Regions from separate parts of the Mus musculus genome. Here region 2 is linked to region 1. Evidence: chromatin loops called from intact Hi-C (ENCODE). Cell type or tissue: heart. All regions are shown on one strand. Links, peaks and the distances in the headings refer to the core of each region. The heading gives the core; the rest is flanking DNA. Region 1 overlaps Zbtb16 (zinc finger and BTB domain containing 16). Region 2 overlaps Zbtb16 (zinc finger and BTB domain containing 16).

Region 1 (15,444 bases), core at 4,535-12,534:
CTCTCTCCTGGAGGATTCTTCAAATGAAGAGAGAAGTAACCATGCCATCTTTGCTGTTGTGACAGCACTTTGGAGGCAGCTGATCTCCTTGCCTCTACTCCCAACAACCTCCTCGGACCTTATACCCCAAGGGTCTGCCGCCATCCCTCTCCCTTCCTCTGAACCCCTCAGTGGCACCTTGCGGCTGCCAGCCTTTCCAGGCCTGCTGTGGCTTTCAGAAAACAGAGCAGTACTATTTTTAGCACTTCTCAGCCTAAAAACTCCCCAACACCCATTCAACTTAATCGCTTTATTGAGGACAAGAAGTGAGCTCTCTAGCCGGGTGCTTCTGATGTTAGGGAGTAGTAAAAAGTTCAAACCGGTTAGAAATGACACTCATTGGCTTGCCTTTGGTGTTTTTGAAACCCTAATTGTGGCTGCAGCCATGGATCTAAGGAACGTTGCTGGTTGCAGAGTCTGGCTTTCTGGCCCCCTGCACCATAATTGAGGTGTTACATTACAACCCCAGCACTGCCGGCTTCGGGCTCAAAATTCTGAAGGCTCAAGGCGCCACACTTCTCAAAACAAAAATATTGCCTGTCACAATTAATGTTCATCTCCCCAACTGGGGGAAAACATGACTGGCAGTTTCTGGTTCACACTATACAAAAGGTTCAAGGGGTGTGTGTGGGGGGGGGACTATGTCCAGGGTGAAGCCCATAGCGTTATTAAAGTGCTCCTGACAACTAAAATGACATCGAATTGCTGCTTGAAAACAGAGCGGTTTGTTTGGTGTAATTAGAGGACCTGCGAATTTGGTGCGTGCAGAAAATAGACTGTTGGCAGCGCTTCCGCACGCACCTCTGAGACTGTGACTTCCAGAGCATGAGGGTCAGCATTTGCAAGTGGGCAAGCGGTACCACGTGAACTTGGGAGCTGGAGAGGTGGTAGCTCGGAAAGCTGAGACAAGGAACGAGCATGGCTCCATCCATAAAATGGACATGAACTATGGACAGGAAAGCAGGTCTTATGAAGGTATGGTGAGCCAAAAGCTCCTGCCCCTCTTTCTTTCTCTATTTGTTGTTACGACAATCCTGGTAAGCCTGAAACTCATTATGCAGTCTAAGCCAGCTTCAAACTCATGATAATCCTTCTGTCTCAACTTCTAAGCATGTGCCACCATGCGGGGCTGGACCCCACCCCCACCCCTTTTCCTTCTCAGGCAAGGTACCTGAAGCACCTTCCTAAGACTCCTGCCTTTTGAAAGGCAGAGGCAGAAATGCTCCATTAACTTTCGTAGCTAATTTTACAATTTAACCAAACACCACATTTCTGCCTCCATTCAGCCAGCCTCTGACTGTGACAAACTTATAATTGCGGAGACGGTGGGAACAATTCAGTCCAGGCCGGAGACTCAAGGCAGAGGCTTGAAAACAGCACTGGGGAAATGGCTCACTTAAAAACTAAAAGAAAACCCAGCTTTACAGAGGCCCCCCAGAGCAGAATTCATGGCTGTGCAGGACTGAGAAGTGAAGGGAGACAGCCAGGCCAGCCATGTGGTGTCAGAAGATGGAGTGCCCGAAGTGACAATGACTTCCTGTCACCTTGCAGGCAGGGGCTATATTGGGAAGCCTAGTTACATGCTGTTCTCCTAGGAACATGATTCAATGCTGATGGGTGGCAGGCCAGAGGCCAGGCAGGGCCACCCAGAGGACAGGATCATGGCCATGCCCTAGGGCTCCTTCCAAAACATAGTCAAGGTCCAATTGGCACTTACTGAGCCCAAGCCCCGAGGGAAGCGGGCCCTACTCACAGCTCCTGACTCTGGAGAGAGGCAGGATTCAATGGAAAGATGTCGTCCTGGCAGAGAAAGTATCACCATCAATAAGCCTACGGTATAGAAACCTTCAGGCATCGTTAAATGCCCAGCTGTTTCTAGTCTTCTAGACTAACACCTTACCCATCTACACTGGACAAATGTCCAGATAGACACAAAGTAACCATCTACCTTATTACAGGGCTCGTGTCTGGCCCTGCCCTCCATGCCTGTGGAAGGCGCTGCCCTGGGGGTCTATTGTCTCTCTAATTCAGCCCCTTTACTGCCGGCTCGTCTGTCTACCAAGCAGAAGAGGCTTCTCTGCATCCTCTACTCCAAGGCGTGTGACTCCAGGTCCCCAACCTCAATCAAGACCAAAGGAGCTCACAGCAGGGCTCTACCACACATCCTGGGCCGTTTCCATGGAAGAACTCAGGCTGGGGTGAGTCGTCACCCAAGACAACAGCTTACCCCAAAAGTCTCATATCCGGGCTTTGTCTGTCCCAGGCTCATTTAAGGAAAGCAACTGAGGAAGACTCTGGAAAAATCTGAAAGTTTCAGGGCATCCTTCTCTCTTTACCTGGAGTTACCTTGTTACTGAAATGACTGTGGCCTTGCATAATTACGCCAGCAGAACTCAGTGCCAACGAGCGAGCGCTAGGTGCTCAATTAGTTTCTAATAGCCAGCAAGAGAGCTACGAGGTTTAATCCGCCTACCCCAGAAGGCTTTTTATCCCAACTACCTAATGAAAAGTATAGAACTTGGATTTTTTTTTCTTTTTCTCTGGCAAGTGAAAGACTTCTGTTCCAAATGGGCTTGGCTAGGGGAAAGAGAAAGGAGTGTGCCAACTACTAGGGGCCAGGATAAAGGGGCTGAGTCTAGAAGAGGCACGTGTACCATACTGGATCCCGGACTCAGCCAAGTCCTTAGAGAAGCCCTTGGTGCTGCCTTCATCCCGAGGGAGCCAGCCCAGTCTTACTGATACACACACACACATAAGGGCATTTACCATGTGACCTAAAGAGATGGTCTGGGATTTGGGGTGACGTTCACCTGGGAGAAGGCCTCATAGATCCTCTATTTGTCCTTAGGGTAACCTAGTAGTTTCAGTTCACCCAAGGGCAATGCTGTATGCACTGTATTCACAGGCTGAAGCTTGCAGGACCCCTCTCCCCCTCTCTCATATCTACCTATCTCTCCCTCTCTTGGTTTGCTTGAGATTGCCCATAGCTCCTTGTGCACGCTGAGTAAGTACTCTTACTACTAAGCGAACTCCCAGTCCTCAGTCTTCTAATGCAAAGCTGGCCTGTAATTCTCAATCCCCTTGCCTCTGTCTTCCAAGTGCTGAGGTGCTGGATGCCAGGTCCCCACCTACCCACACCAGGCAGTCTTCTTTTTCACTGGAGTGCTTCTCGACTGGCCACTAAGGAGGACCACTATACTGGAGGACCCTCAGGTGAGTTATAAACCTTTGATGTTCACTGTGGACACCAGAGGCAGAAGTGCAGAGGTGCTGCCTGCCTAGCTGGTTCTAGCTCAAAGATGTTCTTGCTCTCTTCACCATGGAAAATGAAGATAGCCCCTTTCCTCACGGCTGAGCTCCTCCTGGACACGGCTGCCAGAGGATGCTCTTCCTCCATTTAAATACTGCCCACCCTCTTCTGGACTACTCCCCCTACCAACCCCATCCAAGGGACAGTCTCATAGCTCCAAACTCCCATAGCAGCCATTTGTTTCCCTTGTGGGGCCAGTGAACACCCTTCCCTTCCCAGGCTCATGTGATCCTTTCAGCTGGCTCACTAGCAGAAGGCAGGTCAGGACAGTAGCACTAACTCTCATCTGCCCTGCCTGGGTTTGCACACACTGGCCATTCAGTCCAGCTGCTAACAGCCAAATTCATACATGTGATAGCTGCTCTCCTCTCTCTAAAACATGTACATGTAGGTGGGTTCCAGAATAGCACTTCAGGCAAGTTCCTCTGCTGGCCAACCTTCTAAACCTGGTTACCACTAGGTAACGATTTTACCCCTCCAGAGAAGGTTCCAGCACCCCCAGTGTGTGCCTGGAGGGACACCAAGGTTGTTCTACAGTAGACAAAACAGTCTCATGTCAAAGGATACAGCTCCACTGGACAAGGTCTGAAAGGCCAGGGATAAGTCACACTCCACGTGCTGGGTGTATGCCACACGCTCCTTCTTTTCAGAGTGGCAGCACATGGTGACTATGCCATTTACTCCCAACCCCAGGGTGCCTTCCCCAAGAAAAGATATGAGACCACGGGTAGCTGTCTTTCTCTCCCTCCTCTCTAGTGGGGCATGGTGATGGAGAGGAGAAAGGGCATGCCACTGTCAAGCTCTCCATGAAGTTGAAGCTGCATGCTGTCTGACCTACGAACCATCTAGTGATGCGCCCAGAACCACCTTCCTCCAGCCCTCCAAAGAGTGGCCAGGTCAGGCAACCAGCGGACACATGCTGCCCTGGCCCAGCAGGAAAGGTTAATAGGCCACACCTGCTCCTGGTGGCTGGCCAAATGGAGCAGCATCCAATAAGGTGCTCCCTACCTCAGAGTCTCGAAAGACTAGGCCTTCCTCCTCTCAGCTCTCCAGTCTCACCTCCCCAATCTTTAAGGCACCAGGAGCCCAACAGATGGAAAAGCAAGAATCCTGACAATCAACAGTAGAGAGATCTAGGTGGGAGTCAGCCCTGGCCAACCCCCCACCCCAGCTTTCTGATCTCAGACAGGCTCAGCAGTGGATGCTGTAAGTCTCAGTGTCCTCATCTACAAAGGAGCACCTGAGTGTCAGAGCTGTCAGAGTACCAGCACTCCACGATGTCTGGAACATAGCAGGCACAAGTAAATGTGCCTTTCTCTGTGTCCCAATCCAGGACCATCAGCCCAAAGTCAGCCATTTATTCAGTAGATTTTCACTGATTGCCTACTGTGTGCTAGGCTGTAGAGAGGCAAGATTTACTGACTGCCTACTGTGTGCTAGACTGTAGTGAGGCAAGCAAATAGGCTACTATTACGGTCTCTGCCTCCCTCTTCGGATCCAGACGGCTGATTCCCAGGGCTGGAGGCAGCAAAGGAGAGCCTCCATTGCACTTCCTGCCCCACTTCCACCCATTTACACAGGCCAGGTGTTCCTAGGCTAGGTGGCATGGACGAACGCAGAAATACATGAATCACATGTCCCCAAGAAACCTAGGTTCTAGTACATGAAAGGAGCAAGTGAATAAAAAAAACACTCCTGAACCAAGAAGGTGACAGGTTACGGGGGTGGGGGGCGGTTGGGAGAACAGATGGCTGAGGGCAATCAGATGGAGGAGGACTGAGACCAATCAGATGGAAGAGGCCTCCTGCACTGTCTGGCCAGGCTCACCCTGGGGCTGAGCAGGCTGACTTTCAAAAGACAGGAAAAGTAGGGAGCAGGTCTCTGGTCCTGGCTCTGTTCCTAGCATGGGAAACGGACAGGATTTTATTTAGAAACAACTACAGGCGGGTCAGAGCCTCTTCTGGCAATTCCTAAAACTTCCTGGACAGACCCAGTCCCATCATAATCTCATCAATTTGTGCCGGGCAGGTGAATCACCAAACAGCTACCCCTGTGGCAGAGGAGACATGCCCAGTCAAAGGGAGGGTCTCGTCCTGTGGAAGGAGGGGCTGAGGGAGAGGAGGGGGTTGGAGAAAATATGGATGAGGGTGGGAACAAACCAGCCCAGGGAATTTATGCTTTGGAGTTGTTTACTACCTAATTAATTCAATCATCTCCAAAACAATTTTATTTATGTTCTGTTTACCACATCAAAAGTGGGTGTGGGAGCAGCGATTCTAAAATGCTAAAATAATACCCCGAGGCATCTATTTTAATCAGTTAAAAAAATTAGAAAGGGGGAAGGGGGAAGAGTTAAAAAGAAAGAGAAACTGTCTATCTCTGATATACATATATATGTGTGTGTGTGTGTGTGTGTGTGTATACACATGCACACAATCTCAGTCATGAGAGAGAGAGAGAGAGAGAGAGAGAAACAGCCGAGCCCTCTCTGAGAGCCTTCCTGGCTGCTGAAAACCGAGCTTGTCAAAAAAAACAAATCCATAATGGCCCGAGGCTCCTCTCCAATCTATTTTCTGCTCAGCTGGTTTTAAATGAAGTTATTATGAGTCATTAAAACACCCGCAAGCCAGTGGAAGTCAGCCAATTACAATTTTAAATTTAGCCTGTTCTCTGCCCCATTCTCTTGTTTTCTTCCTTTGCCCACAGAACGCTGCTGCTGTTATTTCCCCCTCCCTTCCTTTTATCCAAAGTAGAAGAGACAGTTATGAAAATGCATACTACTGCACACTGCACAGAACCATTCATAGGAAACCCAAATTATTAAATTAAAAAAATTCGAACTTCCGCTCCCCCCCCCCTCCCCGCAAAGTCAACACAGAGTCTCGGCCTCTGTTCTCTGGATTCCTCAGAGGAACTCTGCTCAGCTGGCCTGAGAGGTCAGAGGCCGTTTTGAAAATGGAAAGGTTCTTCACTGGGGTCTTGTTGAGAAACACTCCTATCTATCCATCCATTAACTTGTTCCTGTAGGAATCTAAGGAGTGTGTGTGTGTGTGTGTGTGTGTGTGTGTGTGTGTTGCCACCAACATCCAAAGATTAACAACCAACAATGAAGCCGAAATTCAAAGGTAAAGCGGGCTTTGCAATCAGGCATGGATGTCCGTGGCAGTCAGTAGATATCATGAGCTCATTTTGGTTTTAAATCTTCAAGGTAATGGCCTGTGTGGACCCATTACAGCAAAGAAACAATTTTCAGTATTTCATGTAAATGCTTCGTCTCCATCTCTTTTTTTCCCCTCATACTTGTGTGCACACAGACACATGCTGGGGCTCGGTGTCTGGTGAAGATTCTACCCCTCATTTTTGGCTGTTTCTCCAGACTTTCCAACAAGGAGCTACCTTCTTAACTAAACACCTGTCCAAGGTTACCCCCAACCTAGCCTGGGCCCAATGAATCTGTTGAGTTCCACAGAGCAAACCTTAAGAGCTCTACAGGCATCTCTATCACCTCCAGGTCCCCTCTCTCAGGCACAGAGACAGTCAACACATTTTCTGCAAAAGGTCCAGTCTCTCCACCTTCACACGGGTTCCAGGGATTGGGCTCAGGCCACCAGGCTGGTAGCAGGCACCTTTACCCACTGAGACACCTTACTTTTAGTTATATGATAGTCACTGATTCAAAAATCCCAACCCAAGCCTTCTGTGTGCCAAGCCCTTTCCCAGATCACAAGTACAGGAGAATTAGCAAGGGTCGGCTAGAGGCTTCCATGCGCTGGTAGGTGACAGCGCACACCTGTGTCGACACGGGCTCTGGCGATGGGATCCTGAGAAACAGTGTCCAACAAGGACCTCGCAGACCTAAGCCCATTTTTCTGTCTACCAACTCCACTTAAAAAATAGTGTGTAAGGACCGAAGTCATGGCTGAGCAGACCCACTCTTGTCGTTTCAATGTGAAGGGTCATGCACACGTGCCTCAGGCTCTCTCCAGTCACGTGTCCTTACCAGGCCCCTGGGCCAGAATGACCTAAGTTTCCCTACTCTGACTGATGTCTAACTTCTAAGCTCAGGAACACTGAGAGTAGTAAGAAAGGAGACAGACAGACCAACAGACAGATGAGAGAAGGCAGGCTAAGGCAGTCAGTGACAGAGACAGATGAAGACACAGGAAAGAAGACAGAAAACACGCAGCAGTGTCAAACAGCGGCTGTGGCTGACATAGACACAGGACGGTGCCAAAGAGATGAAGTGAGATGGAAGGAGATTGGGGGAGAAGCAGGAGCAGAGAGAGACAAAATAAACACCTGCAGAGGGAGGGAGGCAGAGACCCGACCCCTGCGTGGAGCACGGGGAGGAACAGCAGCGGCCCAGTGGCAGGGCAGGCACAGACCTGGACTCCAACAACCCTGGCCCTGCCTGGCTCAAGGACTAGGGAGCAGAAGCTAGAGGAAAAGATGGCTACGGGAGTCCACCCAGAAACACATTTCTGTTAGGGGTGGGTGGCAGCAGCGTATGCAGAAAACCCAACCAAGATATGAGGACTCTGAGAATATGTAAACCTCATTGCTTTCAGGTCCATCCCACTAAAACAGCCCTGTCCTGCAGCTCCCCATGAGATGCTACTCATCCTTAGACAAAAATCAAAGGCTAGTAAAGGCACCCGGGACCTAAGCAGGATGGAAAGAAGCAAAGAAAGATTCCAAATGAACAGCAGTCGGACAGATGTCCCACCCTCTCCTCTAGGGCACTGTTCATTCCTAATAGAAACGTCACCACCTAGCTGTGCAAAATCATGCTGCAATGGGGAAGGGGTGTGCCACCTTCTTTGGGGACAGAGAGATGAGAGAGAGACAGAGAGAGAGAGAGAGAGAGAGAGAGACAGAGAGAGAGAGACACAGAGAGAGAGAGAGACAGAGAGAGAGACAGAGAGAGAGAGGGGGAGGGAGGGAGAGGGGGGAGAGAGAGAGAGAGAATGAATGGGAGACAGAAAGAAGATATTACATAATTCCCACTTTCTTTCTTCCACCCTTGAAGTCATGTTCTATCTGACAGGCTCCTCTCTGAGGGTGTTGGGGGGGGGGATGACAAATCCAATCCAAAATTCAACAGCCTGTGTTCTGTTCGGAGAGCACACAGTGTACTGTACAGCCCATAAAACTCCAAACAGCCTCCAGACACTGCTGCAATCGTCCTCCATCAAAACACTTTGTCTTGCATACAAAAATAAGATACAGCGCTGAACAGAATACAAAATCAGCCCATTACAGTACAGAGAGACTGCTACTTAGCAACGAGGGGGCTCTAAAGCCTCAATGCTCTACAGGAAGCAAAATCTGTCGAGCCTGTTGGGCAAATGATAAACATTAGCAGTATTAAAAAACACAAAAGCCATGTAAGTGGATAGACATAATGTAGAAACGAATTTATAGAATAAATTGGGATGGGAGGGGGCTTGTAGGGTGTGGGATGAAGCTGGGTGGGGTCCAGAAGAGTCAAAGGAATGAGTTCTCCGGTCCTGCTACACTGATGTAAGTAGAGATGTGTGTACTGGGGGCTATGTAACCCCTTCTTCACATGGGTTAGAGGTGAAAGGCTGGAAGAGAACTGGTGGAAAAATACTGTTTAATACAATGACCTGTGAAGAATGTCCCCAACTTTCTCAGTTCAGTTAGCCTGAGGTGAAGCCTTGAAGGCTTTGGGACCTCTGAGTGACTCTAAGGTGGGAAGATGTGGGGAGGGGGCACTTATCCTCCAGGGACGAGTAAGCCTGACACCCTGCGCCATTGCATATGACACATGCTGTAAACAAAACCCGAGGCCAAAAGAAAAAAAAAAACTACCCACCCAAACAACAAAACCCAAAACAACCCATGTGGGCTGGAAAAATTAGTGAATTTCATCAGGTAAAGGGGAAAAAATACTCAGGCTAGGAATCAGAGGCAGGGTTTCGGATCCCAGCCAAAACAGGAGCTAAAAAGCAAAACCATATTCGCCTGCGCTCAGCTGAGGCTCTGGAGGCAAAAATGGAGAAGGGGCGGGGTTGGGGGGATGAGGAGGGGGCCACAGGGAAGGGGCCAGCGTGGAAGGGGGCAGGAAAGAAATGTATTTTTCATCAGCCAGTGTATAATTTATAAACAGCATTAAACAGTTTTTGTTTTCTTTCTCCTCTCTCCCGTGTAGGGGCTTGGACCGCAGTCAAGCCTGCATTAATTTCTGCTTTGGGTACAGTGTGTTCTTGGAGACGCATCTGCAAGCGATCATAAACTCTCTGGAATGCTGGCAGAACATCCAGACCTGCCGGCAGGCCAGTGACGACACCACTCTGGGAAAAAGTTCAGGAAGCTGGCCAAATCCAGAGGAGGGAGAGGAAGAGCGAAGAGTGTGTTCAAGAGGGAGGAGGAGGGGGAGCACTTTCCCTGCTTGTTCCTCTCTGCCACCCCAGTGTGTGGACCTCCGAGACACCCCACTGTCAAAAGGAATGTTCAGAGGGTGGGGACCTCTCAAGACCCAGGAGAGAGTTAAAGAGCCCCAGAGAGGATATATCCAAGGGTCTCCCGTTTTTTTTTTTTTTTTTTTTTTTTTTTATTTTACCCTGACAGCAAAAAGGAAAGTTAGTATCCTCCAGAGAGGAGGCAGGGTGAATGGAGTGCCTATAGACTAGGACTCTCCTGTGCCTGGCCAATTCCGAGCTGCAGGTCCTGAGAAGCCATCTTTGAACTCTTAAGGCAGCCTTTCTGATGATCACTGTGGGGACCCCTCATTTAGCAGTCACAGGGACTTGCCAGCTGCCCTCCTTTCCTTCCTCCTCTGTCTGTAAGAACCCTGAAGCCAAAAGCTAAGTGATGGATGGGGAGGGAGGGAGGGAGGGAGGGAGGGAGGGAGGGAGGGAGGGAGGGAGGGAGGGAGGGAGAGGGAGGGAGGGGCAGGTCAACTCACTCATCATTGCCAACTTGTATCCCCCACTCCACCCCATCACAACAGCCTAAGAAAACCAATCTTGCTTCTGGTCCCAACTTTTCTAGCACTTTCCCCTGATCCCTGAATGACTCAGGCCTCAGAGAATAAGCTCAGGCTACCCCAAGCTCCCACGAAAACTGTAAAAGCCATCAGCCCAAGCCTTCGTTCCTCTTCTACACTCTGAGTGTGGAGACAAGCCTGGTCACAGGAGTAGACTCTCAACCAGCATGGCTGACAGCACCAGGCCAAGGGAAAGAGTGTGTTATTCTAGTGTGGGGAGCTCAGGGTACCCACACCATGGCCATGGCCATCATGAGCTACCTATCGTGACTCTGGAAGGGTCTCCCCATATCATAGAGTCCAGGCCAATTGATAGCCAAAGCCCAGCAGCCCTTCTGAAGGAAAAGCACTGTTCTCGGTCATTCCTGTCTCAATATGCAGTCTTCCAGTGCTGGGGAGTTAGAAATCACTCTACCCTTCCCCTTTTCTCATGCCTCTGTCCTGGGCCCTGCATACCTTCCTCTGTCCTCCACACACCCTGCCCACAGACCCCACCCCAAGTGATGCCCACCATTCTCACAGTCTGGCTTTCTGTGATCCCTCCGGAACACTGCCCGCACCGTCTCTGCAGGGTCTGCATCATCTGAAGCTCTCCAACCCTTCCTTCTTGACACTTGGTACTACTCTTTCACCACTGTTTTATAATTAACCTGATGCCTCCTGCTAGACCAAGTTCCTCGAGGGGAAGGATGCTGCGGCATCCATCACTGCTCAATGCACACAGCCTCACCCAGTAGTGCACATTAAGCATGCACTCGGTCCAAAAGCAAACGATACCCCCAGGATGGGGCCTGACCACCTAGACACCCAGACCCCTCCAACCAAACAGCTGTGTCCAAAACAGAGCAAGCAGTTGTAGTGTGTTTATAAGCTGGCAGTCTGTCAAGCCAAGGTGTGGCAAGCTCATATAAGCCGAATGGGAAGGTTTATACAGGGCAGGTTCAGAACCCACTGAGTCACAGCCTGTGGTCTGTGGTCTGTCCAGCCTCACATCCCAGCGGGAAATCACCTCTTTTGAAAAAGCAAATGCAAAGAGATGGGGACCTGTCAATGCTTCCTGGATGACTCCCATGGGAACATGGCAGTGTACGAGGTTTTAGAGTCATCTCTGGACATGGACAGTGGGCTGGGACTCTTCTGCTGCTTGCCACAGCCCTATACCTACCATTTGGCAAAAACTCGAGTGGAAGTCATTGCTCTTCCCTCTACGAGCCATATCCCCAATCCTCAAGCCCTTGTGATCCCCAAAACCATCTCTAAAAGGCAGATTTGGACCAGATTGGCCATTAGTTAATGAGTTATGTTGATGGTGGTCAATTTAAACATACTGTTATCATCAGGTATACCTCATAAACACTTGGGTAGTTAAAGCATTCAAATCGGGCAAGAAACTTCAATTAAAGTGAACATTCACTACCACCATTTAGGGTCTTAAAACCCAGCACAACTGAAAAGGAGAAAGTAAGAGAGACGTGAGGGGAGAAATCGCAGCCTCTCACAAGGGCCTCCTACAGGGCAAACTTCTAATTAAACAAATTGTCAATTTCAACACAATGAAAACTGATTTAAGAGAGTAAATTTAGTATTCTAGTCACTGCAAATAAGAGCTTGCCTTGTTGATCTCCTTCAGGCTGATTTCATCTGATAGGGAAGTGAGGAGGAGGAGGAAGAGGACAGGAGGAAAAGGAAAGATGCAGAAGAGGTAAGGCAAGCCGGACCCGAGTCCTTCCTTACAGAAATAAGATCATGGAATTCAGTGCATTCTCTCCTCTGGCATCGCAAAAACTCCTGTTTTCACCCCACCCCTTCCAGATCAGAAAAAAAAAAATATAAAAAAATAATCGCGTACGATGACAAACTTGGCTGAGCACACACTGTACATACTGTACCCACAAGTCTGGCTCGCAGCCAGACCTGGCTCAGTGCCAGGTCTACAATAACAAACACAGGCTGTGCTAGCCAAGAGGGGGTGGGGCGGCCAGCACCAGCTAGAGAGGGAGGAAGGGAGAGACATGCAGCCTGGTGGAGCAGAAGGAACAACCAGGATGAGCCTGGCAAGGACGGCCTGCCGCAGCGGAAACACTGAGGGAGCCCCCAGAACCCCTGCCCAGGATGGAGTTCAAGTCTCCACACAGCCTGTCCTTAAAAAACAAAGGAGAAGGACAAAAGCAGGCTCCCTAGGCTCTAGGCAGTGATTCATCTTCCCAGCTCCAACCCTTTACCGTCTATAAACTGGGTCTGCACTACAGATCCTGAGGTGGGCCTCACTGTCAGTTCCTAACACAAAGCCTTCAAACCAGAGAAAGCAAAAAAAAAAAAAAAAAAAAAAAAAAACTATGCTGTCTATGGTATGTTCCAGGGTATCACGATTGATAGGTAGGTAGGTAGGTAGGTAGGTAGGTAGGTAGGTAGGTAGGTAGGTAGGTAGGTAGGTAGATCAATCAGACAGATAGACATACAGACAGACAAAAGTTGCCCTTTTTTAAAGACAGGGTGTTAAGTAACCAGGCTGGCCTTGAATTTGCCATGTAGCTGTAGCTGGCCTTGAATTCCTGACCCCTTTGCTTCTACTTCCCAAGTGCTGAGATTATATCCTGTAATGCAACCGAGTTCCCTTATCTGCTATGGGGGTCGTGGTTGCTAGAAGACCAGGAACCCCTCAGACCCAGACCTTAACCTGCAGCAGATTCAAGTCTCTACAGGGGGCAAAGGTCAGGAAGTGGTCTACCCTCCCTGGCTTTTGGTGCTTCTCGGACATCAAGACATCCTGCAGGAGTGAGGTGACTGAAGGCAATGGGACAAAAAAGAAAAAGAAAAAAACAGACTAGAAAGTCTCAGACTCTGCAGGCTATGAGCTGTGTAGCTGTGTGCCGGGGTGAATTAAAACAAAATGGTAACTCATCACCAACCCCTCCCTCACAAGGGCATTGGCAGATGGGTTTCAGAGGGACCAAACATATAATGGAAAACTAAGAAAACACAGCCCACTTCCTGAGGCTGGAGAAGCATAAAGACCATGAGACCCTCAAGTGGTGACTTAGATGGGACCAAAGTGGACACCCCCTCGGGACGAGCCAGCTTGCAGCAAAGTGATGAGAAGTCACTATCTTGTCAGAAGTAGGGACACCAAACCCACCTAAAAGAAAGAGCTCAGTAGCTCTCAGCACCTCTTAGCCACACTCCCCAATACTGTATGTAGACACGGGTTCACAACAGAGCTGGTGGCCAAGTCACGTCTGCTTCCATTGCCTGGAAGAGTGGGTCTAGGGTGTCCCCTTTCCATGAAGCCCCTCGGCCATGAAAGGATTTCTGCTGCAGGTGAGGCCAGACAGGACCGTAGAGTCTTCGAGGTGCTCATCAAATGCCTACCTAGGCTGCACTCATTAGCTCATCTAAGCATTTGCTGATGCCAAGCAATGATAGATGTAACGTCGGCCTGATCCTGTGCCCTAGCAGTTTGCTGTCGGTTAATACTTACCAAGTACCCACCACACCGAGGGCATAGGGGCAAAAAGGTTGTGTGAGCCTTACAAGCTAAGCTCTCAGGGTTTGAGTTAACCGTTCCTGCTTTACAGACAAGGATGCTGAGGCTCCGAAAGGCCAAGCTGCCTCATTAGGAAGTAGGTGCCCAAGTTTCCCCGCACTCCATTATCCTGCTTCTCAAGAGGGGAGATAAGGCAAGCCCAGAGAAAACAGCGACACAGAAGAAGGATTGTGCTCAAAGCATCAGCTACAGAAATGGGTGCCAGAGGAGAGCATGATTACCTCTGACTGAAAGTGGGGAGTGGCTGAGGTGGTCTTGTTTTTGAAAAAGAGCCTGGAAAAACCTGGAAAGGTGGGAGAAGGTTTCTGCCATGCAGGTAGAAGACAAACAGAACCAAAGCACTCGGTAACCACTGTGTGAATGAAGCCGCGTGAGCCACACAGCTAAGTTTCAGTGGGGTACCACAGAGCTGCCGATGAGAACTTACACCATCATCCACAGACAACCCACCAGGCTGGAAGCATCCAGGATAAGATGATAAGGCATGCCCCGGGGTGACAGTTTCAGAGGTAGGCAACACGGAAGGAAGTCTAGGTAGAAGCCATCCTATCAATACCTGTGAATCACCTACTGCATGCAGGCCAGGGAACTTTCTATGGAGACGTGTAGTACTATTTCATCCAATTCTCAAAGCAGAAAAACCACCTCGATGTGAGGGCAACACCTCATCTGCACTGACAATCAGAGACGGACGGCTGAATTTGTCCACAGTCAGACAGTCAGTGTCAAATTAGTGTCACGAGTGGGGATTGGAATCACATGCTAAGGTGATTAAGCTGAGGGTGCAGCCTGCCTTCTGTGGCACCAGTGACTTCCCTGTCAGGTCATAACCTTCTCCCTATAGTAGCTTCGCCTTTAATCTTTGCACTCGTATGTTAGGGGAGAAGCGGCCCATCTTCTTTGGTCTTGCTCTCTTTATGTAGGTGACTACCAATAACTGCCCCTGCTTTAGCCAAGTCTGCAGGATCCTTCCCAGTACCCAGAACATCAGGCACAAAGGGTGTCAAGGGCTTCTCCCCTCTTTACCCAGCTCTGGGGCAGAACAGCTTTGCCCGAACATGAGCAAAATAACTGGCAACCGTATACTCAACCCCACTAGAATTGGATAAAATTAACTTGCAAAAGACAGCTCGCTATAACTAGCTTTGAGTTCCAACCTTTCTATATCTATTTAATTAAAGGCTCTTGTATAATGTGAACCCAATAGTCAGATTCATTAGACAGCGAGAACCTAATTCCACAACTGTTTCTGCTAATGAAACTGCAGTCTACTTTAGGAGGTAGATCGCACAGGGCATGGGTTCCAGTGATGGCCTGGGAACCCCAGGGGAAAGCATACAGCTATGTTCCTCTGATGGGCACCCTCTCAGGGTGGCTCTTCTGCAACATGGAACTGGAAGGAAGATCCAAGGGACACAGTGGACCAAAGCCCTGGTTGGCAGTGAAGACAACTAGACCAGGGCCAGCTCTGAGTTAAGGGTGAAAACGGCAGGAGGGGGCCCACTGAAGGAGACCTTGCCTACCTGAATGAGCCAGTAA
Region 2 (15,444 bases), core at 2,925-10,924, 51 kb after region 1:
TACAGAGACAAACACACATACACACCACACACAGAGACAGACACACATGCCACACACAGATACATACCCCACTAAAAGATCCGTACCATAAAAACACACACCACCCACATACGAATAGACACAACACACACACAGACAGAGACAGAAAGACATACCACACACAGACACACACACACACACACACACACACACACACACACACACACCTCTCCCTCAAGACCTGTTGTAAGTATACAGGCCCTCATGTACGCTTTTTCTAAGATGTCCTTAAATACCATGTCCCAGTGTCTTCCTACCCAGAACATCTACAACCTTATCTCCCTACAGACTTACAAGCAAACAGCTTCTAAGTCTCTCTGTCCACTCTCTACGACCTCCCTGTACCTGCCAACCCTCTGACCCATTCTCCATTGTCCTCTCCCTATCTCCTTTGCCACTGCCATCATTTGGCTCACCCGAACTGCTCAACCGGCTTCCCAGCGATGCCCCTATGGCCCCACATCCTCATCCTCAAGTCAGCTCTCAGAGCCGTCCCAACTAGGACACTCTTTCTCCTATTTCACTTCCTTGATAAAACTGTTTCAACGCCTTCTCCAAACATATAAAGGAAAGTGCAAGCCTCTCTGCTGGGCACGAAAGACGTCCAGGCAAGCTCAGCATCACCTCCATCCCCTGCTCTCTGCCTCACTCCACCTCTGGAGCCACAGTGAACACACCAGAGTTCAGTTCTCTGTCCCCCTCAGGGCCTTTGCACATGCTGTCTCTTCTAGAACGTCCTCCCTCCTGGGTGATCAGTTTCTCCCATCTGTCCTTGAGAACCCTGCTTAGGTATCATCCCAGTACACTTGTCCACAGCCCCTCCTCAAACACACAATGCTATTTCCATTCTGCCTCCACCATACATCATTCTTTCTTCATTTCCCCCTGGATTATACCACCCGTGTCTCTTCTACACTTCCATGGCTACTCTCTCTGCTACATAATTAAGTTCTTGGAGACAAGAACCAAGTTTTTAGATTTTCAGATCTCTACTGGTACACAGGCAGGACTAAATAAATGCTCGCTGGGCACTTCAGCCAGATGGAAAGGGTCTTGTCCTTCCTGCAGCCCCCACTGACTTCGCTAAATTGCATCTTTTATGGTGGCTAATTGTGTAATGGTTCTAGCCCCCAAAGAGCTAAGAAACAACTTATACCTCCCTCACCTGCAGGTCTCTCGACAAAGTCAAATGTATCTAGTGGGTATTTGGAAAATATCTGATGAGTTCAACAAAATGAGTTCAAAGCTACTCTCTCTTTCAGAGACCTTAAAGGGGGGGTGATGGTGGGAGCAGCAGCAGCATATGCAGTGTTCTATCACCTACTCTGGAGACACTGGGAGGTAATTAAATGTACATATAGCCATATCCAGGACCAAGAGTTACAGAAGGTCAGATGCCTCCATGTATGTGAACCGCTCTGTAAAGTAGAACGGGAAGACTGTACATTTCAAATCAGTAGCTCCCGCCGGGCGGTGGTGACACACACCTTTAATCCCAGCACTTGGGAGGCAGAGGCAGGTGGATTTTTTAGTTCGAGGCCAGCCTGGTCTACAGAGTGAGTTCCAGGACAGCCAGGGATATACAGAGAAACCCTGTCTCAAAAAACAAACAAACAAACAAACAACAACAACAAAAACAACCAAATCAGTAGCTTGTAGGTCCCACTGTTCCCATCACCCCTCCCCTGGCCCCGACCCTCCATTACACACACACACACACACACACACACACACACACACATCTATATGGTCATCCCAATATCAGCATATCGTGGAGCTGGGATTCAGGGGTAAGCACTTCCTTGCACTAAGGCAAAGCCAGCCCATCTATTGTGTGTGGAGTATTAGACTTGGAGTGATGGCTTACCATGTGGGCCGTGGGGCAAGGGGATGTGGCTGGCTGCCCACTGCTTTGACTGTATCTGTGAGTCTGGAGTGCAGATCGCTAAACTCAACTATGAACCCACGTGTGCATGCCAAGAATTGGCATGGGGAGCCTTTTCTGTGAGCAGGACCCCTGTATGCTTCTCTGTCCCTGTCCCTCTCCCCTCCCCTCTTCGGGGAAAGACAAATTATCGGGCTGTCAGCAGAGGACAGCCAAAGTAGTTGTGTTTCTGTAAAAGAGCCATGGAAGTGTCTTTGATTAATGAAATCTTAATACGTGGTTGTTAGACGACCTCCCTTCAGCTGCTCCACAGCTTGAAGACAGATCCCTTTGGACAGGCCTGGAGAGCAAGAAGGAACCCAGTGCCACCTACTATCCAGACCTATCAGGACCAGAGGTCTTCTGCAAGTACACCCTGGGAGGGGCGCGGCAACGGGAGCTTTGCTCTTGGGGTAGGAATGTGCTGGGATCCATCTCTTTGCCCCCAAGAATGTGGAACTCTCCGCCCGCTCACTAAAACCAACACCTGCCGATGTGCTAAGAGTCCTCTTGAAGTTCCAACAATAGACATCAAAGCTGACATTTGGAAGTTGAGATAACAAGGAAAAGGAGTTTTAAAAGGGGGGGGGGGTGGCCGCCAACAAAAAGTCTGTCTCACCTTTGACCTCTAGAGAGGCAACAGACCCCAAACACTTTAACTGTTTGAGGACCTGCACACAGTCCCGACTACTCTCTTCCCTCCCTTCTGTGTATAGAAGTAATGGTTTCATTCACTAGAGGGGTTTTCCCAGGGATGGAGATAAAGGCTTCAGAGTTCAGGTGGTGGGGGAGAGGAATCAAAGGGGTGTGAAAAACACAAACTTTCTTCCCACACAACCTGCTTTCCTCCCTCCCACCAAACAAAAGAAAGGGGATGCGAAAGGAAAGGGCTGCCCCTGGATGCAGTGTTTCTGGGCACTGAGAGCCTGTCCTGTCTGCACACAGACATCCACAGAAAAAGAGAGCTCTGGCCTGGAACATTCCAGGGACACAGTGACTTCCACTCCAACCTCTGCCCCATGCAGTGGAAAGTATGTTCTGTTCCTGGAAGGGATTCCGATAAGAACTGAAACAAACTCAGAAACTCTGTGGCTGCCATCAGCACGGGCTTCCACCCACCACAAAGCCACAGCCAACCCCACTGCCAAGGCACGACCCACCATCTAAGTGAATTACAAGAAATTAAAAAAAATAACCAGACAACCAACAGGTCTAGAAACTAAGCTCAAACTAGGTGTGGGTGTCTCAAGTCTGGAATCCCAGCACCTGGGCAACCAAGGCAGATGAGCCCCGAGTCCTGAAGCCAGCCTGGGCTAAGAATGAAGTCACATCTATAGATAAATAAATAAACAAATAACTTTTTTGTGGGGTTGGGGGGCTTTTTGTTTTTTGTTTGTTTGTTTGTTTTTGTTTTGTTTTGAGACAGGATTTCTCTGTATAGCTTTGGCTGTCCTGGAACTCACTCTGTAGACCAGGCTGGCCTCGAACTCAGAAATCCACCTGCCTCTGCCTCCCAAGTGCTGGGATTAAAGGCGTGCACCACCACTGCCTGGTGAACAAATAACTTTTTAATTTAAAAATCAAGAACAATTATCTGTGTAGACAGAAGCTCCCAGTCTCTAGCCGACCAGATGGTTTCCCTCTCATGCCCTGTGATCCAAAACAACATTTCTACCTCTGTAGTTTTGGTTTAGAGTCAGGCCTCACAAGTACACAAGGCTGGCTTAGAACTCACTCAGTAGCCCACACCAGCTTTGAACCTGTTATTCTCCTGGCTGGGAAAATACAACTTCCAGTCTTCATCCACTGTTCTGTCTTTCAAAAAGCACTCACGCATCGCCCCTTACCTTGAGGTAAAGAGGTATCAGAGACACTACTACAGCCAGGTAATTTTAAATTTACCTACTTGTAAAAAGAATAGAATTTGATTTATTTTCTGAACACATACTATGGTGACAGAAATAGTATTAGCTGGATGGGTATGGTGGCACACACCTCTGTAATCCCAGCTCTTGGGAGGTAGAAGAAGGAATTAAGAACTCAAGGCTAGCCTTGGATACATAGTGAGGCCATCCTGGACTACACAAAACTCTATCTGCAAAGTAAAGAGGAACAGGCAGATGCCTCAGTGGACAAAGGTGCTTGTCACCAAAACTTGATGACCTGATTCAATCCCCAGAACTCATGCTAGACTTCCACAGGCTGCCCTCTGACTGCTGCCTGCCTACCATGGCATCCACACGTGTGACGGTCCACGTGCTCCCACACTCATACGTACACATGATAGACATCCACACACATACACGTAAAAACATGTATAAAACATGTTTAATCTGGCTACTATTAATTGTGTGACGTTTTGTTAATGACTGACTAGATGAGTGAATGGATGGATGTACATGCGAACAGAAGAACAGAAGGCAAGCTTCAGCTCAAGACAAATTGGATATCTATCTAGCCAACATAGCTACCTTAACACTTGCCATAGAGTCAACTCTGGGAATAACTGTGCCAAGATCAGAGGAAGGACAAAATGGGCAGGCAAAACGGAGTGACAAGATAACCCAGAAGGATCGTTTGCAGAATGTCTGTATTTTATTGTTTCTTTGTTCCTGAACAAGATCCAAACCAAACAAAAGCCTCGAAGAGTGAAGACTGACTCTCCTGTCCACATGACCGAACTCTAGGCAAAGTGCAGGCAGATATGGGAGAGGAACTGGTGAGCTCACCTCTGTAAAATGATCGTAATGATGGGGTCAAGCATAGGGACTGAGCACAACACTCACCACTCTAGCATCCTCTCTCGCTTGGCACTCATCCTTTCCTCCTTCCCACAACTCCAGCTGGTTTCCAAGCCAATATCTAAACCTAACTCAGGGCCCAATACCTGCAGTGTTGGCTTCGGAAGAAGAGAGAGCAGGAGAGAAGGATGGATGAGTTGATCTTACTGGTATCTTAGTGACTTACAGCTAGCTGATAGAGATAGTGGAGAACCAACTGGGTAAGAAATATGGCTGGCAGAGACAGCTGGAGAGCCCAAAGAAAAGAGATGGCAAGTAGCCTTCAAAGGAGGAGGGTTAGATTCACAGATGTATTGTTGGCATAAAGCAGGAGGTACCCTCAGAAACATTTTAGAGACAGCAATTCAGCAAGGCCCCAAGGCTGGGAGGGAGTGGCTTTCTAGACCTGCAGCTCAAGAACGGGTCTCAGAATATGGAAACCCACACTCTTCAGATGCAAGCTAAATTCTAGCCAGGGGTCCTCAAAAAAGGACAGCCTTTATGGGAGAAAACAACCTTTTGACATCATATCACCACATGCACACATGCTCTCTCTCTCTCTCTCTCACCCACACATGGTTCAGATACATGCTTGCTCTCTCTTTCACACACACATACACACACTCCCTCCTCCTGTTTTCATCCTTCTCTTCCTCTCATCCAAATATTCTTCCCAGATTCTAATTCTAAACTGTGATCATCATGGGCTTTATATTACCCATTCTACAAACCTCATTGTGACACTTTTTGCGTTAAATGAGTAAGATTGTTATATAAAATGACCCAGAATCAAAACTGTAAAGTAACAGACCAGGAAAATACTTTCCTATGCACTGGGCAGGTGACAGACTCATACCTAAACAGCAGGCATGGAGACTCAAGTTTGTAATCCTGGCACTCTGAAAACTTAAGCAGAAGGACTTCTGTGGGCTCAGGGTCAGCCTAGACTACATGGCAATTCCCTTTAAAAAACAAAACAAAACAAAACAAAACAAAACAAAACAAAAAAAACACAGAACATAACAAAAGGAAGGAAGGGAAGAAGGAAGAAAGGAAGGAAGGAAGGAAGGAAGGAAGGAAGGAAGGAAGGAAGGAAGGGGAAAGGAAAGGAAAGGAAAGGAAAGGAAAGGAAAGGAAAGAAGGAAAGGAAAGGAAAGGAAAGGAAAGGAAAGGAAAGGAAAGGAAAGGAAAGGAAAGGAAAGGAAAGGAAAGGAAAGGAAAGGAAAGGAAAGGAAAGGAAAGGAAAGGAAAGGAAAGGAAAGGAAAGGAAAGGAAAGGAAAGGAAAGGAAAAGAAGAAGGAAAGAAGGGAGAAAGGCGGGTCTGTTTTACCCATTTTTCCCCCCTGTATTCCTTAACTTTTATATGGCTTTTAAAATATATACTATTTAAAATATTTTCATCTCTTTCCCCTAAAAATAACACATCTGACAGATGAAAACAAGGGATTCTTTCTCAAAGAGGGTCTAAGGGCTCTGGGGGAGGGGGGAAGGGAGGAAAAATGTGTCTTCGCAGTAGCCAACAAAAACACTCAAAATAAATAAATTCAGCATGCTGGCATCTGCAGACCCAGAAAAGGTAGACTACAGATTAAGTTAATTAGGAAAACCGCCAACAGCACCAAGAGAAGACAGGAGAAAGGCCACATGTGAAGGGAGGGTGAAACAGGGACGTGTTGTCCAAACAGGGGTGTCAGAACAGCATGTGTCAAATAACCCCCAGAGGACCTTGAGGCAGGGCTCCTGGCCTCCCTAGGACACAGTGGTCTCCTCATCCCATTCATAGCGTTTGTTTTGGCCAAGGTTCTCAACCACAGGAACATCTGTCCAGAAGGAAGCAACTGAGGTCAGGGGGCCGGGCAGATCTCAAGATATTTACAGTGCTTTCGTGCAAGAACAGTCCCATGAGCTGTCCCCGATGGAGGACCATGCCATGATGATGGGCAGTGCTGGCAGGGTCTCCCTCTTCCCATTGGTCTAGGAGTGAGGAAAGGACAGGAAGAGGGTTGAGAGGGGAGACAGAGATAGAGAGTTTAGGGAACTCAGCCAATTATAGAGGTTGGCTTTCATTTTCAAACTGGTGCTTAAATACCAATGATATTGCCTTTAGCTCTCTAAAACTACAGTGTAATTAGGTTCAGTCAACTTAACTTAAAACATGCCCAGTCATTAAAATTTTTCTTGATCCAGCCAAGTGTCCCCCCCCACATCTCTTTCTCCCTCCCTCTCTCCCTTCTTCCCCCCTCCCTCCTCCCCCTCTAAGCCAAAAGTACATGATGTCTCCAAAAACTAATAAAACACACGTCACTGCTTTTCAAAGACTGGCCTAGTGTCTGGTGACCTTCCTTAAAAGATAATGTTCTCACAATTAATTAATTTATGAATAGTTCCCCCCCCAACATGCACAACAGGTTCCATGCAAATTCTTGAGCTTTTAAATTATACTGTTAATGAAAGCAAATAAAGGCAGTTAAAAGGCAATTTGCTCAATTGGTGTTAATATTTAAGCACAGCATGTGTAAAAACAAGATCACAGAATTCAGTTTTTACCAAGAAAACTTGCATCTAACTTCATTTCCAAAAGATCAAACGCGTTACCCAGAATCTCCATCCCTGTACCCTTCAGCACCAGGTAATGAGGCTTTTTATTAAGTAAATATTTCACATTAACCTCATCCGTTTCTATCACTTAGAAATTCCAATCTATAAAATCAAATCAGCTTAATCATGTTTAGATTAGATGTTGCATCCTGGAGGCAATTGGAATTGTTTACATCTCTCCTCTCCTTGGCACACTGGAGCATCAAGATCTGAAGGTATCAGGAGAGAAAACAGGAAGGCTGCGGCCCCTTCCCACGCCCACGGCCTCTCCCTGATGCCCATCTCTTTGCTTAGAGTCTGTGTCGGTGAAATCAACCCAGCAGCCTTGGCATCTCCACACATTCTTTCATATGAGCTGACAAAAGCCCTGAAAGTCTACTGCCCTGGGCTCTGCCAGCTCCAGAGTGCTCCCTGAGTCCCTAGGAAGAGAAGATGACATCCGGGTGGAATGAAAACCATGGAAGCCCTTCATGTTTTGGGGTGTGCATGTAGGTTGTCCCGTGTGAACATTTTCTAGACCACCCTGTAGCTCAGAATCACGGAGGAAGCATAAGCCCTTCCCAGAGGAAAAGGAAAACGGAAGAAAAGCCAGCCAGAACGAGAGACTGGTTTTCTATGGCATTGGGGGTCCCCAACAAAGAGCCCAAAGTACCTCCACAGCACTCACACATACCCTCCACAATCCCCCCACACTTACTCTGCCCCTGATTTCTGAGAGCCCATCTCCCCCAAATGATCATTTTTTCAAAAGTGTTTCTTATGAGGAGATAAAGCTGAAGGACTTGGAAGTCCCTGAGTGTGTGCTTTTCTGAAGTATTTGTGTATGACAAGCACATGTTCTCTCTCTCTGTCTCTCTCTCTCTCTGTCTCTCTCTGTCTCTCTGTCTCTCTCTCTGTCACTCTCTCTCTGTGTCTCTCTCTCTGTGTCTCTCTCTGTCTCTGTCTCTGTCTCTGTCTCTCTCTCTCTCTCTCTCTCTCTCTCACACACACACACACACACACACACGGGCTTTTTAAAAGACTCATCAGTTTCCCTAAAGATTCTAATCACTCAGCCAACTAAACCAGGATTTCCATATTTTACCCCAACACATGACACTGCCTGGGTGCCACTCCCAGAGAGAATCAGTCCAACGCACGCCGAGTCATCTCTATGAAGCCTATTTTCTGCTGAAAGCAGTGGAAGCCACAGGCCCTGGACTGCTGTGTCTCAGAAGCCACTCCTTGGGCTTCCCTCTTCCCCTACTCTGCCCTTTCTCTCCCCCCACCTTCCCGCCCACTCCTAAGCCTTTCTCTCAAACTCTCCCCATGATATTCGGATGTGAAACAGTCTCCATGTTTATCTTCGGCTCACTTCAAGGCTAAAACCCATCCTGAGGAAATACATTCCTAACCAGGGCAATGGAGAAACTATGCAAACATCTGGGTGTCCCTGTGCGCCCCAACCCTGGCCTCAGGCAATTCCATCACCCTCAAGTCCCAAGTGTCTCCAAACGAGGGTCTCGCTAGTCATGAGGGACGGGCTGGGTCAGAGAGTCTGAAATGCCAGAGAAAGAGACAGACATAGCCTCCCTAACCAAAGACCTGGCTAAGTCGATGGTGTTATACCTCAAGGCACAACAGTCTGACCTCACCACAAGCCAGCCACGACTCTAGAAAGCCATTTTCCACAGGGCAAAAGAAACCCGTGAGCCAAGAAACAACGTTCCTTGGATAGTTGTCACACTTAGATGGGGAGCTACCGACAGGACCGAGGAACCTTACTGGAGAAGAAAAGAGACATGCCAAAGATGAGGGAGTGCTCAATCTCTCCTACTTCCTTTGCCCGAGCCACCTCTTAAAGTGCAGGGTTTAGCTAAGTTAAGCTGAACGTGGGTTAGCATGATATGTCTGCCCTCTTCCCTCAGCCGTAGTGGGACAGGCCCACCGATGAAGCAAACTGAAAAGGGATACAAAGAACAAGAGATACGGGGACTTCTGAAAGGCAAGGAACCTCCCCCTTCAGAGTCTAGTTAAGAGTCAAGAATCCGAGCACAGTTAACACAATTTGCTGGGAAGGTTGCTTACCTAAAAGAACATTCTTTTAATTATTTTTAGGGATATACCTATTTACTTTTATGTGTGTGACTGTTTTGTCTGTATATCTATATGCATATGCACCATGAGCGCATCTAGTGCCCTTGAAAGCCAGGAGATGTCAAATTCTCTGGAATTGGGGTTTCAGACAGTTGTGAGCCATCATGTAGATGCTGGAAACTGAACTTGGGTTCTCTGTAAGAGCAGCAAGTGCTATTAACCACTGAGCCATCTCCCTAAACTCTTAACTATTTATGTATATGTGTTGGGAGCTCTCCCCCAACCGGGGTGTGTGTGTGTGTGTGTGTGTGTGTGTGTGTGTACACCACCCGAGGGTGCCAGATCCAGATTCCTTGGAGATGGAGTCATAGGCCGTTGTGAACTACCCAATGTAGGTGCTGAGAACCGAACTGCTGTCGTCTGCAAGAACGGCGAGTGTTTTCAACTGCTGGGCCATCTCTCCAGCTCCCAGTATTATTTTTATATAGTGATAGTCCAAATGCAAATTTTGAAATAGTAATAAACGTGCTTCAGGCCCAGGGATCAAGTAAGGGCTTTATCCATGCCCAGCTGTAAGCTATCGTTCTCTGGGACCATGACAAACAAGACTAGGGACTTCACTCACAGTAAAAGGCATGTCTTAGCTCCTTCACACACAGCTCTGTGACGATGGTTTCACCCTGACAGCCGTAATCTTAACCAGTGTACCTCAGAGACCCTCCTATAGTCTCATTCAGAAAAGCCAGGGGAGTGGTCCTTAAAAACAATGTAACTTCAGAAGAGGGCCAAGCTGCATGCACAGCTACTGCTAAATCACGGAAGTGCGACTCTTGAGAAGCTGGGTCTGTCCCACTCTTTCCCCCAGTTCCTCTTGCTATTACTCTCCGTGCGCGAGTCTACCTTAAAATGTGTTCTTAATGAACTCCAACTCATTCTGAACGTTTCTGAAAGTTTAAAATTCGGATTAACAGAGCTCTCTAAAAAAGGATGCCTGAGGCCGCTACTTAGTGGCAAGCAAGCTGTATCTAGTCTGCACCCCACTGCTACCAACTCGGGGAAAGAAGAACCACGGTCTGATGATAAAGGTGGCCCTGCCCTGGACTAGTCTGCCCATCTCAATACCAAGGGAGAATACAAGCATGCATTACACGGATAGACTAAGCAATCAAAAAACCCCAAGTCTCAATTCTAGCTACCAGCTTCAAAGCGTAAGCTAAATATCCAACCACTTTGAACTTCTCATCAGTAGAAATGAAGTTTCTCATCTGTCACAAAGGATGCTGAAGCCTATCCTGGAGACCTGAATGAAGCCACGTGTCTGATCCCATAGTTTGGAGGCCCTGGGTGGCCGCCTCTCCAGATCTAAGGAAGAAAGGAGCCACTTCTTCCATGACCCTTCATCAAACGCCGCTGGCAATTTCCTAATGGCTCATGTATCTCAGGAGGAGCACCAAGTTTCACCATAATATTAAAGTGAACTCCCTCCAAAATCAAGAGGCAGAGAGCAATACACAGACCTGCTGGTAAGTGTAGGGTCATTAAGTCCATAAAATTCAGATGCTGTGGCCACCATAGCAGTCAGAGACGTTATTTCACATGTGCACACTGGGCTGTTTGTTTGTTTGTTTGTTTGTTTGTTTGTTTGTTTGTTTGTTTAAAGAAAAAGGACCTAAGAGGCTGGAGATGGTGTATTCTAATTCCCAAGGCACAAGACTCAGCTTTCTAATGGCAGGGAAGGTTTTGTACATTCAGTTGCTCTGTGTCTCCTCTGTCAGAACCTGGGGTTCCAGAGCTAAAGCTGGCACCAAAAAGCCCATTCGGAGCTGCTACCTTACACACCCAAGTTTAAATAGCTCAGTGAGTTAAAGCTGGGAACTGATGAATGACCAAGACACAGGGTTCCCGCCAGCCTTTTGGCTCACAGAAAACAAGCAACATTCCCCCCTTTCTACAGTGACTGTTTGCTAAGGAAAAAGCAGCAAGAGCTGTAAAAACAAAGGTGAGAGGAGATGGAGATCTCATTCTGAGGAGGACAGGCTTCAGGGGAAACCACGACTCTCAAATCTCTCATCGAATCCATACCAGGTTAATCTGAAAATCCGCCCTCTATAAGCAGGGGACAGCAACAACCTGAATAGCAACAAAAACATGCTCTACGGGTAGGCTGTCATTAGCTACCCCCACAGACCCAACCATAGTCCCGATCCTCGTCAGAAAACATTTGTTCCGGGTCCCTTTTTGCCATCACGGTACAAGATCCAAAGCACAGGAGTCTCCCAAGGCCATCTGTATCACCCAGCACAGGGAAAGCACTGGCCAGATACCGGCCGCAGTGAAAGAAAGGAACGGTTTAGTCACGTCTACTAGCTGCTCAATCGTTCTTGAGAAAATACAGCATGGCGACCACACTGGTTGGCTGGAAAATGCCATGCACTTTAGAGAAAAGTCACCACAGGAGAACAGGGCTCCTTGTAAGGTGGATCCCACCCACAGCAACAACTGTCCCCTCCTAGAGGGACAGAAGACGACAAGAGTTACAACAGCCCTGGATTTGAAAGGTTTCATCGTGTGTCCTTAGGTTTAAAATGTTGTTTTCTTGGCATCCTCAGAAATAAGCAGCAGCTGCTGCAGGCAAGTGGAATGCTGAGCCCCAGGTGCTCCAGCTAGCGCTTATGTCATGGGATTCCCACCTGAACCCTGGAAGTTGGGGAGCACAACTTGGCCTAAGTCACTGACCTGTCAGGGACTCCATGGGCTTATCTCTCATTTTAAAAAAGCAAAGCAAAGCAAGGTGGTGTCCTCAGCACCCGGGATCCCTGCAAGAAGACCAAGATTCCACTCCCTCTGTACCCTGGCCCTTCCCAAGTCTGGCTGTAAGACACAACCATTGAGGGAGGTCAGAGGTAGAAGGACTGGGCTGGGCTCCATGAGCAAGCTATAAGATCTTAGACGAGGTAGGCACGGTGGCACCCACCTGTTATCCGAGGACTGGGGCACTGGGGGTGGATTCGGGAAAGGAAGGTTGGCAGGCTCTTGTCTATAATGGTTCCAAGCTAGACTGGACCTAGAGTAAGATCTTGCCTTAAAAGGAGGCAGGGAGAAGAAAAAGGAAGACGAGGAGGAAAGTGAAAGAGGAGGAAGGAAAGGAGGAAGAGGAAGAGGCCGCAGGCAAGACTAGCAAGGACAAGGACCAAACATTAATCAAAAATGGTTTTTAAAAAATGCCAAGGGCTTGAGACATTCACAACATTTTTTAAAGCGATAAGGGAGTAAGGAGAGATAAGAAGGAACCCGATCTCTTTTCCATCAGGAAAGAGGAGAGTCAGCCAAGATGAGATGGCTTAGCAGGCAAAGGCACCTGCCGCCAAGCCTGACAACCTGAGGTTTTTGATCCTCAGACCCTCATGGTGACAAATGGCGTGTGCGCCTACCCACATGCACGCACAGAAAAATAATAATAATACAAAATGTAGTTATCTTTTTCTTTTAATGAAGACAGTGGAATCAGAGATACCCCCCATCAAGAAGAGAAACAGCCTTTTCTTCTAAAATCCTGCACTGTTAAAAGGTTAATACAGGCGGGCGGGGTGGAGGGTGGCGCAGGGAGATGTGTTAGGAGAGAAAAACATTATGCAATATTAGAATGCTACTTTTATTTTAAAAGCTATCATGTGTAAAGCATTAGTGGTTTTGAAATTGCATTCTTGAGTTAATTAAATGGACAATCTTTTATACATAAAAGTGAAAGAAAGCAATTAAAAGCTAAATGAAGAAAAACCGTCTCCCCCCTGGTGATGGGGCTACCCCCAATCCCTTTGTGTTAACTCTGAGAAAAGACAAGAATCCCTGCAGAACTGCTGTCCAAATGCCTCTTTTACAGCACCCCGGGTGACAGTTGGAGAAGTATTGAGACTGTTAGGATAAGAGAAGGAAGAGAGATGGTAAGGGAGGGGAAGTGGAAAAAAACCTCACCGAAGCACAGTTTATAAACAAACAAGAAACCCAGAGACAAGCCAGATCTAGGCCTTAATTGAAACCTACATAGATATCCCACACCTCTTTAAAAAAAAAAAAAAAAAGCCTCCACCCAAGGTACAGCCCCACCCAAGGTTTCAACCCCAGAGAATTAACTCAAGAGTTTTGGGCTGACTGGCCAGCCTTAGCTCACATGTTTATAAAAACCTGAAATACATTCAGATAACAAGATTAAACTAAGGTTGACTGACTCAAATGGCTTTCTACCCATACCGCTGTGTTCACCTTACAGGTGCCAAATTCACCAAGAGGTCTAACTTCTTTGCAAATGTTTCTTTTCCGTGTGGGTAGATGGCTAAGATCTGGGTTAGAATTAGGACCTGGCTCTGCAAATAACAGACCAGACGGGAAGTACAGCTTCAGGGGGGTAACCAGCCTTGATCTCAAGGGAACCTGCAATGAGAAACTCTCTGGTGCCTAGATGGACTTCATCTTGTCATTCCACATGGTTAGATTGGTCTGAAGTCCAGATGATAAGAGACATGCCTTTCTCTGTGGCTTCAGACATAACTAAAAGGTGTGCTGGCCAGTGGTCACTAAATAGAAGGGGTCTGCACAGAGTCCAGTGCCAAGGACCAGCATCTCTGAACTACTTTCTTTCTTTGGGGAGTGGCAAGCAAGGTAGACACAGCCTGGCCTGGAACCTGTAAGAACTGCTCAAATGAAGGGGGCCAGACATAAGGGCTGACATGCTTCCCCAGGTATCTGGGTCCCTCCCAGCCTAGCAGCCTGTGTCTGCAGGCTCACACTTGCTTGGTGTCTACTTGTAAAACTCTGCTAGACCACTCCCTGTTCCGATTCTGTCTTGTCAGCCTCCCGAGCTGAAACATTTAACTGCAAACAGAATAGAGTTAGTCTCAAGTTTTCTACACAGGCACAACTGGGATGAAACCAACAAAATCTAAACTACTCTGCAATCCAAAAGGCTGCTCTTTAGAAAGTGACCACACAGCTGCCTAAATGGATTCCTACCCATTCCTCCTGCCTCTCCAGAAACAAGCACAAACTGGACCCCTTAGTCCTAGTGCTACTCTAAGAAGACACAAGGAGTGAGAAAAATAAAGAAACCTGAGTGGTTAACCCACAAATTCAATTATTTAGCCCCCACTCAGTAAAGAGTGGCTTGTCAATTTCTCTTTGATTTCTGAGCTGGGAACCCATGGGCGGGGCTGAGGGTAGGGGTGGGTGGGGGTGCTGCAGGAGTAAGCAACCCCACAGCCAGCCCCCTACACCTCCTTCAGAGAAAAGGGCCCAATCTGGTTTGCTCCTGTCAAGGCCTCCCTCTGCTCAGTGGTTAAGTCGGTCTGGGGCCTCAGCTCGTGAAAGGAATTTAGGATGAGTTAATCGTTACCTCTATCTTGGCCACGCATCTCCCCGTGCCATCTGATAAGAGGCCGAGAAAACATCCTGTTTGCAGAGAGGGTTAGATACTGATGCCGGTGGGGGAGGATCAAGGACCCTGAGCCACAAGGAGTTAATCCCCTAAGAGATAGGGGCCTGGGCTCTCTGGAAGGTTCAGAGAAAGAGAAGAGAAGAAAGGCAGCCCTGGCTGTAACATGTGGTCGCCAAAACTCTCTTGCAGGTTGAGCCTCTTTGGCCCAATTGAAAAAAGCAGCCACCCATGCTTCTTTAATCCTCCCAAGCAAAACATGCTAAAGAGAAATGTTTGTCTTTTCTTTTCCTCTTTTCTTTTCTTTCTTTTCTTTTTAAGAGAATGTGAGTCAGCAGACTGTTGAGGCGATGTCTGTCTGGCAGTAAGTACTCGCTGAGCATGTCTCATTCCCCTCTCCCTATCTTGTAAGCTGAGCCTGGACTCCACACCATCTCCACTCTCATGCCTGCTTCCCACCATACGGGAGAAGGCTCTCAATGGCTTCAAGGTTCTCTTAGCCCCAGCCTCTAGCCATCAATAACCACAGTGCTGTGCTTCACAGTGAAAATAATGATCAATACAATGACGTGCCATCTGGTGACTCCGGCCATGGAGAAAAG

Evidence for each region. Peaks named below come from ENCODE experiments on the same cell type or tissue, not always from the same donor. Only the 100,000 strongest peaks of a DNase experiment are listed, where the experiment ranks them.
Region 2: a loop joins it to region 1, with 5 times the contacts of the local background. A loop is called at or near these places in 5 of 42 quality-filtered maps.

What each region holds. Positions count from the first base shown.
Region 1 is chr9:48,728,036-48,743,479 of GRCm38, forward strand. It overlaps Zbtb16 (zinc finger and BTB domain containing 16), which reads right to left. Exons shown (of 7, transcript NM_001364543.1): 3 at 15,429-15,444. Among named protein-coding and RNA genes, the nearest start is that of Gm32280, 66 kb to the left of the region's middle. In heart, for the core only: CTCF peaks have their summits at 8,113 and 12,376; DNase peaks (open chromatin) are centred at 8,486, 9,646, 10,076, 12,326 and 10 weaker places; H3K4me3 peaks cover 666 bases; H3K27ac peaks cover 1,150 bases.
Region 2 is chr9:48,780,490-48,795,933 of GRCm38, forward strand. All of the region lies in intron 2 of Zbtb16 (zinc finger and BTB domain containing 16), which reads right to left. Among named protein-coding and RNA genes, the nearest start is that of Zbtb16, 48 kb to the right of the region's middle. In heart, for the core only: no CTCF peak of the experiment used is centred there; DNase peaks (open chromatin) are centred at 2,982, 4,682, 6,532 and 7,722; H3K27me3 peaks cover 560 bases.